Regions from separate parts of the Homo sapiens genome. Here region 2 is linked to region 1. A link is an interaction called in ENCODE POLR2A ChIA-PET data of the cell type or tissue named here. Cell type or tissue: MCF 10A. All regions are shown on one strand. Links, peaks and the distances in the headings refer to the core of each region. The heading gives the core; the rest is flanking DNA.

Region 1 (7,296 bases), core at 1,426-6,425:
AGAACTTGTCAACACCTTTAGTATCGAGTGTACATTGTCAATCTCCCTCAGAGGAATTAAGTTTTGTGATGTTTATCAAGGGTATTTGACCATGGAACCCCTTTGTTTCTAGAATGAATGTTGACTCTTCCCAGAATATATTCCACAGAACAGTGTGGGACAACTGATAGGGTGAAGAGCTCAGATTTGAAGTCAGAAACCTTGGGGTCTAGCCCTCAGCTCCATTTTCTTCTGTGTAAACTTTGTATCATACAACCTCTGTATGAACCTCAGTGCTTCCTAAACTATAACATGAGTATCATGGTAACTACCTTGCAGGGCTGTTGTGAGGATTAAATGAGATGATCTATAAATCATGAAAAAATTCGCTAAATATAGTACTATGTGAATGTAATTTACTGTTATTCATTTCTAATTTGGCTCTTGATCTGTTTCTCCCCTAGTGGCCTATTCTGGGCCAGCTTTTCTTTTCCTCTAAGTTTCAGAAGTTGGAAACATTTAAACCCCCAAAGGATATTGACTTAAAGTCACTTCATCTCCAGAAGCCTCTGGAATCCACCTGGACTAAGACCAACAGCCAGTTCCTATCTGGTCCCCAAAAATCAAGCAGCCCATTCACCCCCCTCCAGAAAGAACTCTTCTTAATTATGAATTCTTACCGGGACCTGTTCTACCCGGAAAGGACTGCTCTGAAGAACGGGGAAGAGATCCGCCATGTGTATTGCCTGCATGTGATAAATCACATCCTCAAAGCCAATGCCCAGGTGCTTGGCAACAATAGCAGACGCCGAAGCCAGAAGTTTGGAGTGGGTGATGATGATGACTTCAGAGACCAAGGGTTAACAAGGCCCAAGGTGAGTCCAGCAGGAAAGCTTTGCTCTCGAGGAGGTGGCTGCAAGGCACTGCCATAGAGGTGCCTGACACTTAGCAGGAACTTGGGTATTTTAATAATTGACTGGCATAATGAATGAGCCCAAATGTGAGCATATTAAGTAGGCCAGGTAGTGTCAGAGCAGCACTGCAGCAGCTTAGTGGGCTGTTTCTGACAGTGGATGTAGCTGGAAACTTGCGAGAAGGAGGCACTTCATGACACTTTCCTTAAAGATAAACCCAGAGTATATAAATAAAACTCCATTATAAATCTCTTCTTTGTGGTTGTCAAAGCTGGATGGGACCTTAATGAGCCTTTTATCCAATCCCTCCATATTACAGCTGTGGACAACCCCAAATTCGTAGAAATTCATAGAGGGCCTTGCTAAAGAGAACCAGGGAAAGAATAGCAGAGATGAGACAAGAACCATAGATTCTCTTCACTAAGCCACATACATACGTCAGCCTTTGAAAGCAAAAATTTACATTTGCCACTGTAAAGTTATTGCTGCTTAAAGTGATGCGTTTGTATTCATAAGTCTAAGCTCTAGTGGATTTGAGGCCTTAACAGGAAATGGCTTTCAATTTTATCTACATTATTCATGATGTTATAGAACCAGGACTTGTCCCCCTGCCCTGAACTGCATCTCTCCGTATTGAAGAAGCCTCATCTTTTTAGAATTTTCTCATTGAGTTTAATAGGATTCTAGAAATTTGATACTAATGTGGCCTTTAGAGATTTCTTAGTCAAACTCCCTTGTGTAATAGCGGGGGAAACCAAAGCCCCGACGCTTACTGTCACCGCTGGAACAATAACCCAGTCCTCTTAAATCTTGGTCCACCATCTCTGCAACTGTACCAAGCTGAGTCCACTGCACTCCTTGGGGCTTGAACATCAGGGTTATAAGGTTGTTTCCATTTAGAATTACATAGAAGAATAAGAGGCAGATTATCTATGAAACATATTATAATTTGGTGAATTACGTGATTTAACTGGGGTTATGTCCATTGTTTACAATAGGAAATTAGAAATTAACCATTTTTTAAGCATCTTCGGTTTTTATTCTCAACAGTAACTTTAAATATTTTTGAATATGCTTAGAAAGCTGAGTCCTGTTTTTCCCATTAATTGTGGTCATTTTTTTTTAGAAATGCTTTATTGTCATTTCTGAAACACTGTATAGAGAATGCACTAGAAATGTAATGATGTGTTAATCCTTTTTCTTACCCGCTTTATTTCTTCTCTACTTGTTCCATTTATTTATTCGACATGTATTTATTCACTGTGTCTTTAGGATAAAAATATTGCACTAATTCTGTGGGAGACACAGAAATCTTTCCCTCAAAGAGCTCATGTGTTTATGTCCTTGAGTTTTTACTGGTAGACGTATCTGTTAGAGGCATTGGCTTATTGTAAAAGGTATTTCCAAATTCTGCTTGAGAAATGTCTCACGTGGACTGATGGGTCTGAAGTCCGCAGGTCATGGTGCTGGGGTTATGAAAGGTGCTCAGTTTCTGGTGTTGAGCCAAGCCCTGCGCAAAGCGGGTAACATAGGTATGTTTCTTGGCTGGGGGCCACTGCTCTACATGGAGCTTTTTAGCTCCACTTCCTCAGCAGTTTCACCTCAAGATCCTGTTCCTTCCTCTTACCCCACTAAGGCTGCTGTTGCTGTCTGCACAGGTACTGATAGTGGTGCCATTCCGGGAAGCTGCTTTGCGGGTGGTGCAGCTCTTCATCAGCCTCCTCGAGGGTGACAGCAAGAAGAAAATCATTGTGAGCAACAAAAAGAGGTTTCAGGGAGAATATGGATCAGATCCCGAGGAGAGACCACCCAACTTGAAGAGGCCTGAGGATTATGAAGCCGTATTTGTGGGCAATATTGATGACCACTTCAGGATTGGTAATTCTTCCTTATCAACTTTGAGACCTAAAGTGTGAAGGTCTACATAGCTGGAGACCAGAAGCTGGAATTAGATATTTTCCCAGTGGATCACTCACTGTGCCTCTTTAACAGAACCAGTGTGCCTTTGAGACATGTTGTTTGCCATGGGAGAGTCTTGCCTTGGCTAATGGGGTGGACATTAGGCCAGTGGAGTCGGGAGGATCTCTGAGGCCATATATGAAAGGCACATGTACATTTATAACAGAAATTTATAGCAAGTTTATAACAGAAGTGTGAAAGCACACCCATAGCTGGTAGCAGATAGATGCTACAAGGGGTTCTCTAGGATGTTGGAAGTGATGGGGCTGATGGGGTCATTCTGGGGAGGCTGAATAAAATGACTGTCTCTACATAAAGGTGGACTTTCTCCTGTGTGCTACATAGATGCCTACCCTGAATAATCTCCACACATGACTTCCACCCAAATTTTCACATTTTTGCTTGTCTCTCATTCAGCTCCCATTGACTTTGGTTGGTTATACCTTTTATAGAGTAAAGTTCTTGGGGAAATGTTCATTAGTCACATATGCTCATTCACAAATACTTATTGAGTATCTACAGTGTGCCAGGCACTGTTAAGAAGCTGGGAATCTACAGATAAATATAGAAATAAAAGTTATAGTTCCCATTGCTAAGGAAATCCAGCCTACGACAGAGCAGGCAGTGCAGGATATGTGTGCAACGGTTGTTCTCGGAGCATTTAAAGCAAACCCCCTTACCCAAAATGGGGGCAGGGTGGTTAGGGAAGATGTCGTGGTGGAGGTGTCATCTGTACTAGGTGGAAACCTGTGTAGGATTCAGCCAGTTTCAAAGGGAGGTGGCTGAGTGGAGGAAAACATTTCAGACAGGAAACTGCCTGTTGCAGAGGCATCAGGGTGACTAAGCTTGGAATGACCTATGATTCACACAGGCTTCGGTATGGTGGAATGTAAGGCATAAGGAGACAAGAGCTCGTGTTTTGTTTGGAACATATATAGCTGTCCAGGAAGCAGTTGGTATATTGTTCTGGAGCTCAGGAAAAAGATATGGGCTGGAAATACACATTTGTGTGAAGGTGACATTAAAGCCATGATCAGTGAGTCAGTTAACCCAAAGCTTTATGCAGCACGAGAGCAGAGCTGACAAGTGAATCCACCAGTTTGCAGAAGAGTTATTTGGATCTGGAAGGACAGACAAGGGCCAGGTCAGTGATAGAAGCAAAAGTGAGAGTTGAAGTCATGGAAACTATTAGCAAGGAAAAGAGCATTGCAAGGCAGCTGTTAGTACATTCTGTGCCGTTTGTACTTTCCTCATAAGAAGCTCTCAAAAGTGTTCATCCTGTTGGTGACTGAGGACTGTGGGGACCTTAGCAAGAGTCATTTCTCTGGAGTCCTGAGAATCAGAGGCCGGATTGCAGTGGAGTGAGAAGTGAAGGAGAGATTTGAAAGTAGAGAGAATTCTCTGGAGCAGTTTGATAGTGACGGAAAGGAAGAGAAGGTAGAAGCTAGAAGGGACTATAGATGCAAGGGAGAGATTTCTCTTGTTCTTATGTTTTAATAATTAAAGCAGTTGAGCACAGTTACATGCTAAGAGGAACAAAAGAGATGTGGAAGCAATAGAAGTGGTGGACTGCTTTGAGAGGGTGGAAGGTAATGGCTTGGTAGTGACTAATGAATTGGTGTGTACTTGGCTGTTTTGTGTAGGAGTGGCAATACTTCAGAGAAGCATCCGACTCTATGCCCCGTTTTACTCCTCGGATATCCTCATTGCTTCCCCCCTGGGCTTGAGGACCATCATTGGTGGAGAAGGAGAGAAGAAGAGAGATTTTGACTTTCTGTCTTCTATCGAGCTTCTCATCATTGATCAAGCTGACATTTACCTGATGCAGAACTGGGAGCATGTCCTGGTAATGCTGGCCATTCACATTCAGTGGGACAGTATTCATATTTAGAGGGATAAGACACCCAGTGGTTTAAGTCCTAAAGAATTATTTAAGTCCAGATTAGAACTCTTGTTTGGAAGCAAGGACACACACTCCACATTTTCTAATTTGAAAAAGTCTTTTGTCCCCTTTTCTACCCAGAGATTGTCCATAATTAAACTGTCTACAGATTAAAATTCCTGTCAGTCATTTTCAAATCTCCAGAAAAGATTTCTTTCCCTTAAAATTTCTTTCTACTAACTTTAGGGTGGGTGGATGGGTGGATGGGATAGGTTGATGGATGGATGGGTCCTCACCAGGAACATCTTTACCTAACATAATCCCACATGTGGTTTTTGCTTATGCTGTTTTGTTTGGTCTTTGGTGAAGATGGGAATACCCTGCTCAAGATTTTTTAAGGTGGGATCTTGTTTTGTAGAGAAATATAGGATGTCTTTATTACCCGATGTAATTTGTACTGTAATTTTTTTCTCCTTCTCCACACACTCTGCAGTGTTATCAGTTTTAGGACTGAAAAACTGCTTTGGAACAATCCTTATTTAGGAACTATAGGTTTATTTTTCTAAGGCATATGGGAACTCACCCCTTCTACAACCCCATGTCTTGAAGCTTGCAGGAAGTTTGGGACAAATGAAGGGTAGAACTTACTTCTAAAGTAGGAAATAAATTTATTGTACTCATTACCCTTCAATATCTATTACAAGGTAAAAATATAATTAAAATGGAAAAGGCATTTGGCATAGTCGAGTTATATTCTTAGATTTGAGGAAAAGACAGGGTGACACTGCAACTATTCCTAATGTTTTGAGAACCAGGTAATTGAGGGACAGCAGCTCTGTTTTCCATGGCATTTCCCTTCTTGTCCAAGTCTGGGACTTAGGGACCCATAGAGAGACCAGTGTGGCATTTCAGAAGTTCATTTTAAAGGAACATTCCTGTAGGTACCATTTTGATCATTTGTTAAAATTCCAGGAGGGCCAGTTTTAGCTTATCTCCTCATTGGGGATGTTTGGCTGACCATGGGCAAGTCACTCACCCATGTGAGCCTCAGTTTTCTTGTTATAATTTAGGAGATGATAGTACATGAGTTGATAGACTCGGAAAATGTTTAGCAATGTCCAACATGTAAATGCTCTCAGTCAACACTAATGGTAATATTATTTCCACTCAAAGCATTTGATGAATCACATGAACCTACTACCCCTGGACTCACATGGGGTAGACTTTTCTCGAGTGCGGATGTGGAGCCTCAATAATTGGTCCAAGTACTATCGCCAGACACTGCTATTTGGGGCCCTTCAGGATGCCCAGATCAACTCAGTGTTCAACAAGTACTGTGTCAACATGCAAGGCCAGGTGGGTTCTCGTCTTGTTTCCTCAGTATCTTCATGAGCACTGTTTATTGTTTGGGTCCTGAGGTAGAAGGAGGCGATAGCTTCTGGTCAAGAAGGGGATGGCTGTCCACCTAACGCTCTTGTTGACTACTGGCAGGTGGCCGTGAGGAATGTCCCAATGACAGGCTCTATCAGTCATGTCCTGGTGCAGCTCCCACATGTCTTCCAGAGGATGGAAGCTGAAAACCTAGCTTCAGTGATTGATGCCAGGTAACCCACTCCTCCCAGCAGGCCCCTGGGGACCACATAGAGAGATTTGACTTGGGCATACAAACCTAGAATTGGATTCCATTTTGCTTTTATTGATAACTACCAAATCAGTTGAGATAATTGAACTTAATTATGTCATTTGTCAGAGGAGGAAACTGAAGCACAGAGAGAAATAGTGACTTTGGCCTAGGTCTCATAACTAGTTAGTAGCAGGGTTATTACTATAAATCAGGACTCTTTCACTCTTGACTGTGGCATTTTAAAATTATACAGCTTTATGCTACAAAGTGTCTCATGTCAGCAAGTTAATTGTAAGCCCCTCAGGGAAAGAACTATTTTTCTAATTGTATAATTTCCCCCTTTTTCTTCATTGTGTTTAGTTAGGGGACCCCAAAGAAGCTTAGTGAGGCTTAGTATATGGTAGATGTTCAGTGATTATTTGTTGACTGTTGGACTGAGTGACTGAGTGACTGACTGACTGACTGAATAGTGTGGTGTGTACTTCCTAGAGTAATTCTCTGGGATATAATGGTATTACATCTGTTTTTTACAATGAATAGTGTTGACACTTATTTTTTTAGTGTGCTTATCAAGTTTTATCCTTACATAATCTCTTTGAGAGGAGGTAAATCATATTGGCCTCTGGGGAGGTAATCTTTTAACACGAGATTGTAATTTGCTCAGGGTCACACAGTTAAGAGACACCATAAGCTTAGCTCTAGACATTAATTTTGCCCTTTGCCATTCCAAATCAGGTTTAACTTTTTTGTGAACAAGATTTTGCCACAGTATCGTGATGCAGTCATGTCTCACACGCTCATCTATATCCCCTCCTACTTTGACTTCGTGCGTCTTCGAAATTACTTCAAGAAGGAGGAATTGAATTTTACCCACATCTGCGAGTACACGCAGAAGTCTGGTGTCTCCAGGGCCAGACACTTCTTCCTTCAAGGAGAGA
Region 2 (7,296 bases), core at 767-5,766, 150 kb after region 1:
GCTCCTTTTTAATTTTGCAAATTTCTCTAGGAAGTGGTTGCTCCGCAGCCTGCTTAAATTCCTGCCTTGAAATTGGGCCTTTCTTTTCTACCACAAGCCCAGGCTGCAAATTTTCCAAACTTTTATGCTCTGCTTCCCTTTTAAATGTAAGTTCCTATGTTAGTAATTTCTTTGTTCCCACATCTGAACATAGGCTGTTAGAAGCAGCCAGGCCACATCCTGAATGCTTTGCCACTTAGAAATTTCTTCTGCCAGGGGCTGGGCGCGGTGGCTCATGCCTGTAGTCCTAGCACTTTGGGAGGCCAAGGCAGGTGGATCATGAGGTCAGGAGATCGAGACCATCCTGGCTAACATGCTGAAACCCTGCCTCTACTAAAAATAATAATTTAAAAAAAATTAGCCGGGCGAGGTGGCGGGCGCCTATAGTCCCAGCTACTCAGGAGGCTGAGGCAGGAGAATGGCGTGAACCCAGGAGGTGGAGCTTGCAGTGAGCCAAGATTGCGCCATTGCACTCCAGCCTGGGTGATAGCATGAGACTCCGTCTCAAAAAAAAAAAAAATTTCTTCCGCCAGATACCTTAAATCATCTTTCTTTTTTTCTTTTTTGAGACGGAGTCTCACTCTGTCGCCCAGTGCAACCTCTGCCTCCCGGGTTCAAGCAATTCCCCTGCCTCAGCCTTCTGAGTAGCTGGAATTACAGGCATGCGCCACCATGCCCGGCTAATTTTTGTATTTTTTGTAGAGACAGAGTTTCACCATATTGGTCAGGCTGGTCTTGAACTCCTGACCTTGTGATCCGCCCACCTCAGCCTCCCAAAGTGCTGGGATTACAGGCATGAGCCACCATACCCGACCCAATTATCTTTCATTTTCAAACTTACACAGATCCCTAGGACATGAACACAATGCAACCAAGCTCTTTGTTAAGGCATAATATGAGTTACCTTTGCTCCAGTTCCCAGTGTGTTTGTCATTTCCATCTGAGAACTCAGCAGCCTGGACTTGATTGTCCATATCAACATCATCATTTTGGTCACAACCATTTAACTCATCTCTAAGCAGTTCCAAACTTTCCCTCATCTTCCTGTCTTCTTCTGAGCCCTCCAGACTATTCTAACCTCTGCCTGTTACCCACTTCCAAAGTTGCTTTCACATTTTCAGATATCTTTATAGCAGAGCCCCACTCCTTGGTACCAGTTTTCTATATTAGGCAATTCTTGTGTTGCTATAAAGAAATACCTGAGACTGGATAATTTATAAAGAGGTTTAATTGGCTTAAAGTTTTGTAGGCTGTGCAAGCATGGCGCTGGCATCTGTTCAGCTTCTGTAGAGGCCTCAGGAAGCTTTTACTAATAGTGGGACATGAAGTGGGAGCAAGCACTTCACATGGTGAAAACAGGAGCAAGAGAGAATGTGGGTGAGGTGCTACACACTTAAACAATCAGATCTTGTGAGTACTCACTACTGTAAGGACAGCACCAAGCTGTAAAGGATCTTCCCCCATGATCCAAACACCTCCCACTAGGTCTCACCTCCAACACTGGTAATTACATTTCAATATGAGATTTGGGTGGAGACAAATATCCAAACTATATCCTTTTGTGTGACTCAAAGTTGTGTTGTGTTGTTTTACAAAATTTCACCTTTTGCTTTTCAAAGATCATTTAACTGGCAAGGACTTCTAGATTAGCGGCTTTTATTCTTTCAATACTTTAAAGATAGTGTGCCACTTGTTCTATCTTTTATTATTTCTGATGAATCTCTTGTCAGCCTTACCTCTTTTCTTTTGTAGATAATGTGTAATTTTTCTGACTACTTCTGTTTTTATCTTTACAACTTTAATCCATTTGAATATAATGTTCCTTTGTGTAGTTTTCTTCGTTTTTTTCTTGTACATTGAATTTACTGAGCTGCTTTTGGTGATAGTTTTCATTAAATTTGGAACAATTTTGACCATCACTTCTTCAAATGTTTTCTTGATTTCTTCTTTTCTCATCTCTTTTGTGGGGACTTCAATTACACATGTATTTATCTACTTGAAGTTGTTCCACAATTTACTGATTATTTGCATTTTTTTAGTCTTTCTGTTGTGTTTATGCTTTCTGTTGATATGTCTTCAGGTTCATTAACATTTTCTTTTGTAATATCTGATGTGCTGTCAGTCTCTTTCAGTGTATTTTTATCTAAGACATTTTAGTTTTTACCTTTGGAAGTTTGATTTAGGCTTTTAAGAAAAGTTCCGTATCTCCTCTTACCACATTCGATCATTCCTCTGGTTCTTCAAACCCATGGAATATATCATCATAATTGTTAGTGTCCCTGTCTCCTAATTTTATCAATTTTCTGAGTCAGTTTCGATTGATTAATTTTTCTGCTAGGTTTTTTTCATTTTGCTTCTTTGCATACCTGATAATTTCTTTATTGGATGCCAAACATTGTGAAGTTTCCCTTGTTGAGTGTTAGATCTAATCGTGATTAGTTCTTGAGCTTTATTCTGAGATAGGTTAAATTACCTGAGACTTTCCTTTCAGTCTTGCTTTTCACCTTTGTTAGGAGGGGCAAAACCTGCATTTAGTGTAAGATTAATTTTCTGAAGCAAAATCCTTCATATGTCAGTCTAATCAGTGGCTCATAAGGTTTGAGATTTTAAAATTCTGGATCTTCAGAATAGTCCCCATTTCATGCTCTGTGTAAGATTTGGCATGTCTTCCCTCTAATCCTCTTAGGCAGTTTTTTTCCCAGCCTCTGATTGTTTCCTTACATGTATGTGCTAAGAAGTACTGAACTGTATCTTAGGAGTGACTCAGTGCAGGTGTCTGGAGTTCTCTGTCTACACAGCTTTTTATTCCGGGACTCAGCCACATGAACTTGAGCACACTTGGCTTCTTCATACTCCCAGGTTTATCTCCTCAACACTCACCTGACTGTACAGTGACCGCACTGTCCCCTTTCTCCAGGTAGTAAGCTTGGAAAATCATAGTCATACAGATGATCTCATTTTTTTTCTTCCTCTGAATGATCACTCCTTTATTGCCCATCTTCAGTGTCTTGAGTGCCATTGTTTCATACGCTCTGTCTTGTTTTAGTGTTTTCAGGTGGTGGGAGAAATCTGTCCATGTTATTTTATCTTAACTGGAAGTAGAAAATGTGATTATTAGAATGGGGTCATTTTTGGTATTTAAATAGACTATATAAAAATCTGCAGCAGCGATTTCAGGAGAGACTGGGAAATTACACAGGAACTGAGAGTCCTGGATTAGAGAACAAGATATGGTGAAATTTAAGAGGAGACAGAAATTTGATTATTTAGAAGAATTGGAAATTGGACAATGTAGGTTTATGAATAAAAAGTAAAAACAAAATTTATTAAGGTAGAGAATTAGTTTTATCTTACATTTACCTTAAGGAAAGGCATTCTCTAGCTGTCTGCTCTTCAGCCTTTGAATCATTGTCTTAGAACATTTCATTTGATTTCTGAATGAGATTACTTATTAAGTTTTAACATTCCAGAAATGGTGATATAAATGTAGTTGCTTATATCATCTTTCTTCCTTTAAAGCTTAAAGTTAACAGTGATAAAAGATAATGTGTATTATATTTACGTAGAAGTTAAATATATTTTATATTACTTTTTGAGCATGTCAGGGGAATTATAGTATAGTTATGTTAACTAGTAGATATATGGTGCCATCTAATGGCTAATATGAAAATATATTTAGTAAATACTTCAGTGCTTTGCCTAGTGTGTATATATGAAATTTTACTGTGAAATTATTGTTGCTTTAGATGTCCAAGGCGTCGTTTTTATTTAAACTCTAAGATATATTTATATTTTCATTTCAATTTATACTTTTTAAAATTCAGCTATATATTGGTCTGACTTTTCATCACGTTTAAAGCCATGTACTTGCAGTTAGCACAATTTAAAGTATATTCAATATAAAATTAGCATATAAATCAATTTTAATAAACAAGTAAAAATTACAGACCTCCTGTTTGCTATCTTTTACTTCTGGTTCCTTCAAACTGGACCCAATATGTAGTTATAAATTATGCCTTATAGAACCTCAGCTTTATTGTAAACAGAATTCATTTTCCCTCCACCTTTCATCTGTTTTTGTACATTTTACAAAATATATAAAAAATGTTAGAATATTGTATTAGATTGGTGATTTTTAAATGCTGTTCCAGATTGTTAGGGCTTCTCTAGAGCCACTCAGTCTGTGATGGAGATGGCTAAGTTTAGAAAATTAGCATATCAATGGCTCTAGAAGTCCTGCACTGAAAAACTTCTCAACTTTATTTAGCCCAATATTTCCTGAATACGTTTCATCATGGAACGCCCCCACCTTCCTTTTTAAAAATCTCACATCTTAATATCTGTTGATCTAGTGTTCCTCAGATGTCATTTTGGCAGTTGTCCTAAATTCCATTTTTAAGGATGAAGGAATATTTCACATATATATATATACGTATATATATGTATATATATACGTATATATATGTATGTATATTTCTTGTTTTAATGAAATAAAGTGTGTTGCTTTTTCTTATCATATGATAATACTTGTTATTTATCAAAAATTTAGCAGTATGCCATTTACCCTGATGTGATTATTACACATTGTATGCCTGTATCAAAATAACTAATGTACTCCATAAATATATACACTTATATATATACCCATAAAAAATTTAAAAAATTAGTAAATACAGAGTAATCATTGTTTCTTTCACATTCTTGTCATTTCCTCGTTAGAAAAAGCTTTGTCAGATTGGTATTATTACAAAGTTGGAGGTATCACTTTACCTGACTTCAAATTATACTGCAAGGTGTTAGTAACCAAAATAGCATGGTATAAAAATAGTCGCAGATTAGTAGAATAGAATAGAGAACCCAGAAATAAAGCCCCACACTTACAGCAAACTGATCTTTGATAAAGTCAACAAAATTATACACTGGGGAAAGGACACCCTATTCAGTAAGTGGCGCTAGGAAAATTGGATTGCCATATGCAGAATGAAACTGGACTCCTAACTCTCACCACATACAAAAAATAACTCAAGATGGATTAAAGCCTTAAATGTAAGTCCTGAAGCTGCAAAAAGTGTAGAAGAAAATCTAGGAAAAACTCCTCCAGACATTGGCCTAGACCAAGAATTCATGACTGAGACCTTCAAAAGCAAATGCAACAAAAACAAAAGTAGACAAATGGGGCTATATAAACTGAAAAGCTTCTGCACAGTAAAAGAAATAATCAACACAGTGAACAGACAACCTGCAGAATGGGGGAAAATACTAGCCAACTTTGCATCTGATAAAGGTCCAATGTCCAGAATCTACAAGGAATGCAAACAACTCAACCAAAATCCCTCAAATAACCCCATTAAAAAGTGAGCAACGGAAATGCACAGACATTTTGCAAAGGAAGACATACATATGGCCAAGAAGCATATGAAAAAATGCTCAACATCACTAATCATCAGAGAAATGCAAATTAAAACCACAAGGAGATACCGTCTTACACCAATCAGAATAGCTGTTATTAAAAAGTCAAATAACATCTAACCTGGCCAATATAGTGAAACCCCATCTCTACTGAAAATACAGAAATTAGCTGGGCGTGGTGGTGTGTGCCTGTGGTCCCAGCTACTCGGGAGGCTAAGGCATGAGAATCGCTTGAACCTAGGAGGCAGAGGCTGCAGAGAGCCAAGATCACACCACTGCACTCCAGCCTGGGCGATAAAGCGAGACTCCGTCTCGAGAAAAAAAAAAAAAAAGTCAAATAACAGATATTGACGGGGATGCAGAGAAATGGAAACATACGCTGTTGGTGGGAATGTAAATTTGTTAAGCCACTGTAGAAAGCAGTTTGCAGATTTCTCAAATAATTTAAACAGAACTACCATTTGACCTAGCAATCTCATTACTTAGTATAGGCTCAAGGGAAAATAAATCATTATATCAAAAAGATACCTGCACCTGTATGTTTATTGCAGCACTATTCACAATGGCAAAGATATGGAATCAACCTAAGTGTCTACCAATAGATGACTGGATAAAGAAAATTTTTTTTTGTTGTTGTTGTTTTTGCTTGAGACAGGGTCTTGCTCTGTCACCCAGGCTGGAGTGCAGCGGCACGATCATAGCTCACTCATCCTTGAACTCCTGGGTTCAAGTAATCCTCCTGCCTCAGCCTCCCAAGTAGCTAGGACTACAGATGCACACCACCACACCTGGCTAAAAAATGTGGTTTATATAACCATGGAATACTACTCAACTATAAAAAAGAATGAAATCTTGTCTTTTGCAGCAACATGGAGGGAACTGGAGGCCATTATTTTAAGTGAAATAACTAAAAAACAGAAAGTCAGATGCTGCATGTTCTCATGGGTAAGTGGGAGATAAATAATGTGTACACATGGACATAGAAAATGTAGTAATAGACATTGGCAACTCAGTAGGATGGAAGTGTGAGAGAAGGATGAGGGATGGGAAATTACTTAATGGGTACAGTGTATACTTATTCTGGTGATGGCTACGCTAAAAACACCACTATGCAATATATCTTTGTAACAAAATGGCACTTAAACCCCCTGAATTTATAAAAAACAAATAAATAAAAGGCAAATGTAAACCATGCTTGCTTAAGAAAACTGAAGGGGGGACAAGATGGCCTACTAGACACAGGGAGGAAGTACCATTCACACTGAGAGAGACCATATTATTGAGTAAACCACCTTAATTTGGGCAGATCTTCAAAGAGAAAAAGCTGAGAGTGAATGGAAAGGCGACACTGAAGCTGAGCATGAAGGTGGGGAAGCTGGGAACACTGTGTAGGTTAACTGAACCCTAGGACTAGTTCCTGGCCCTTAAGAGCTCCTGGGAAAGAGGTGAATGAAGGACCTGAGGGACAGCTCACTTTCACCACTGACCCCTAGGATCCTAGTTACTCGTCTGCTGTGGACATGCGAGCTGGCAGAGGGATCTTGCTGGGGATAGGCAGAGACTAATTTTCAGATGTTGCAGAGCCTGGGAGTTTTTGTGGGCTGGGTAGCTCTGTCAGAGAGTGACCATAGATGTCTTTTCCCTAGGGTTCCCCATCCCCCTTCAGGAAGTGCCAGCCCCAACTGACCTCTGAGCCAGAAAAGAGTGGGGCTGGCTTCGCCATGGAACAGGGGCACATCTGTTGTGCAAGCTCGCCTGTCGACTGCCCCTCCTTGGACACATGCCTAGCTGCCCCGCATGATTGAGTGCACAGTGTAGCATCTGCAGCCTAGCCTGAGTGCATTGTTT

What was found. Peaks named below come from ENCODE experiments on the same cell type or tissue, not always from the same donor. Only the 100,000 strongest peaks of a DNase experiment are listed, where the experiment ranks them.
Region 2: POLR2A ChIA-PET joins it to region 1 with 8 read pairs; 3 of 35 experiments call an interaction of 5 or more read pairs at or near these places.

What each region holds. Positions count from the first base shown.
Region 1 is chr1:209,836,358-209,843,653 of GRCh38, forward strand. It overlaps UTP25 (UTP25 small subunit processome component), which reads left to right. Exons shown (of 12, transcript NM_014388.7): 6 at 444-854; 7 at 2,552-2,771; 8 at 4,496-4,698; 9 at 5,908-6,090; 10 at 6,226-6,338; 11 at 7,094-7,296. Among named protein-coding and RNA genes, the nearest start is that of UTP25, 12 kb to the left of the region's middle. RefSeq lists an enhancer at 3,447-3,741. In MCF 10A, for the core only: no CTCF peak of the experiment used is centred there; DNase peaks (open chromatin) are centred at 2,394 and 3,704.
Region 2 is chr1:209,986,068-209,993,363 of GRCh38, forward strand. The region is part of intron 2 of SYT14 (synaptotagmin 14); the gene reads left to right. Among named protein-coding and RNA genes, the nearest start is that of SYT14, 51 kb to the left of the region's middle. RefSeq lists an enhancer at 7,291-7,296. In MCF 10A, for the core only: a CTCF peak has its summit at 3,708 (motif pointing left); no DNase peak of the experiment used is centred there.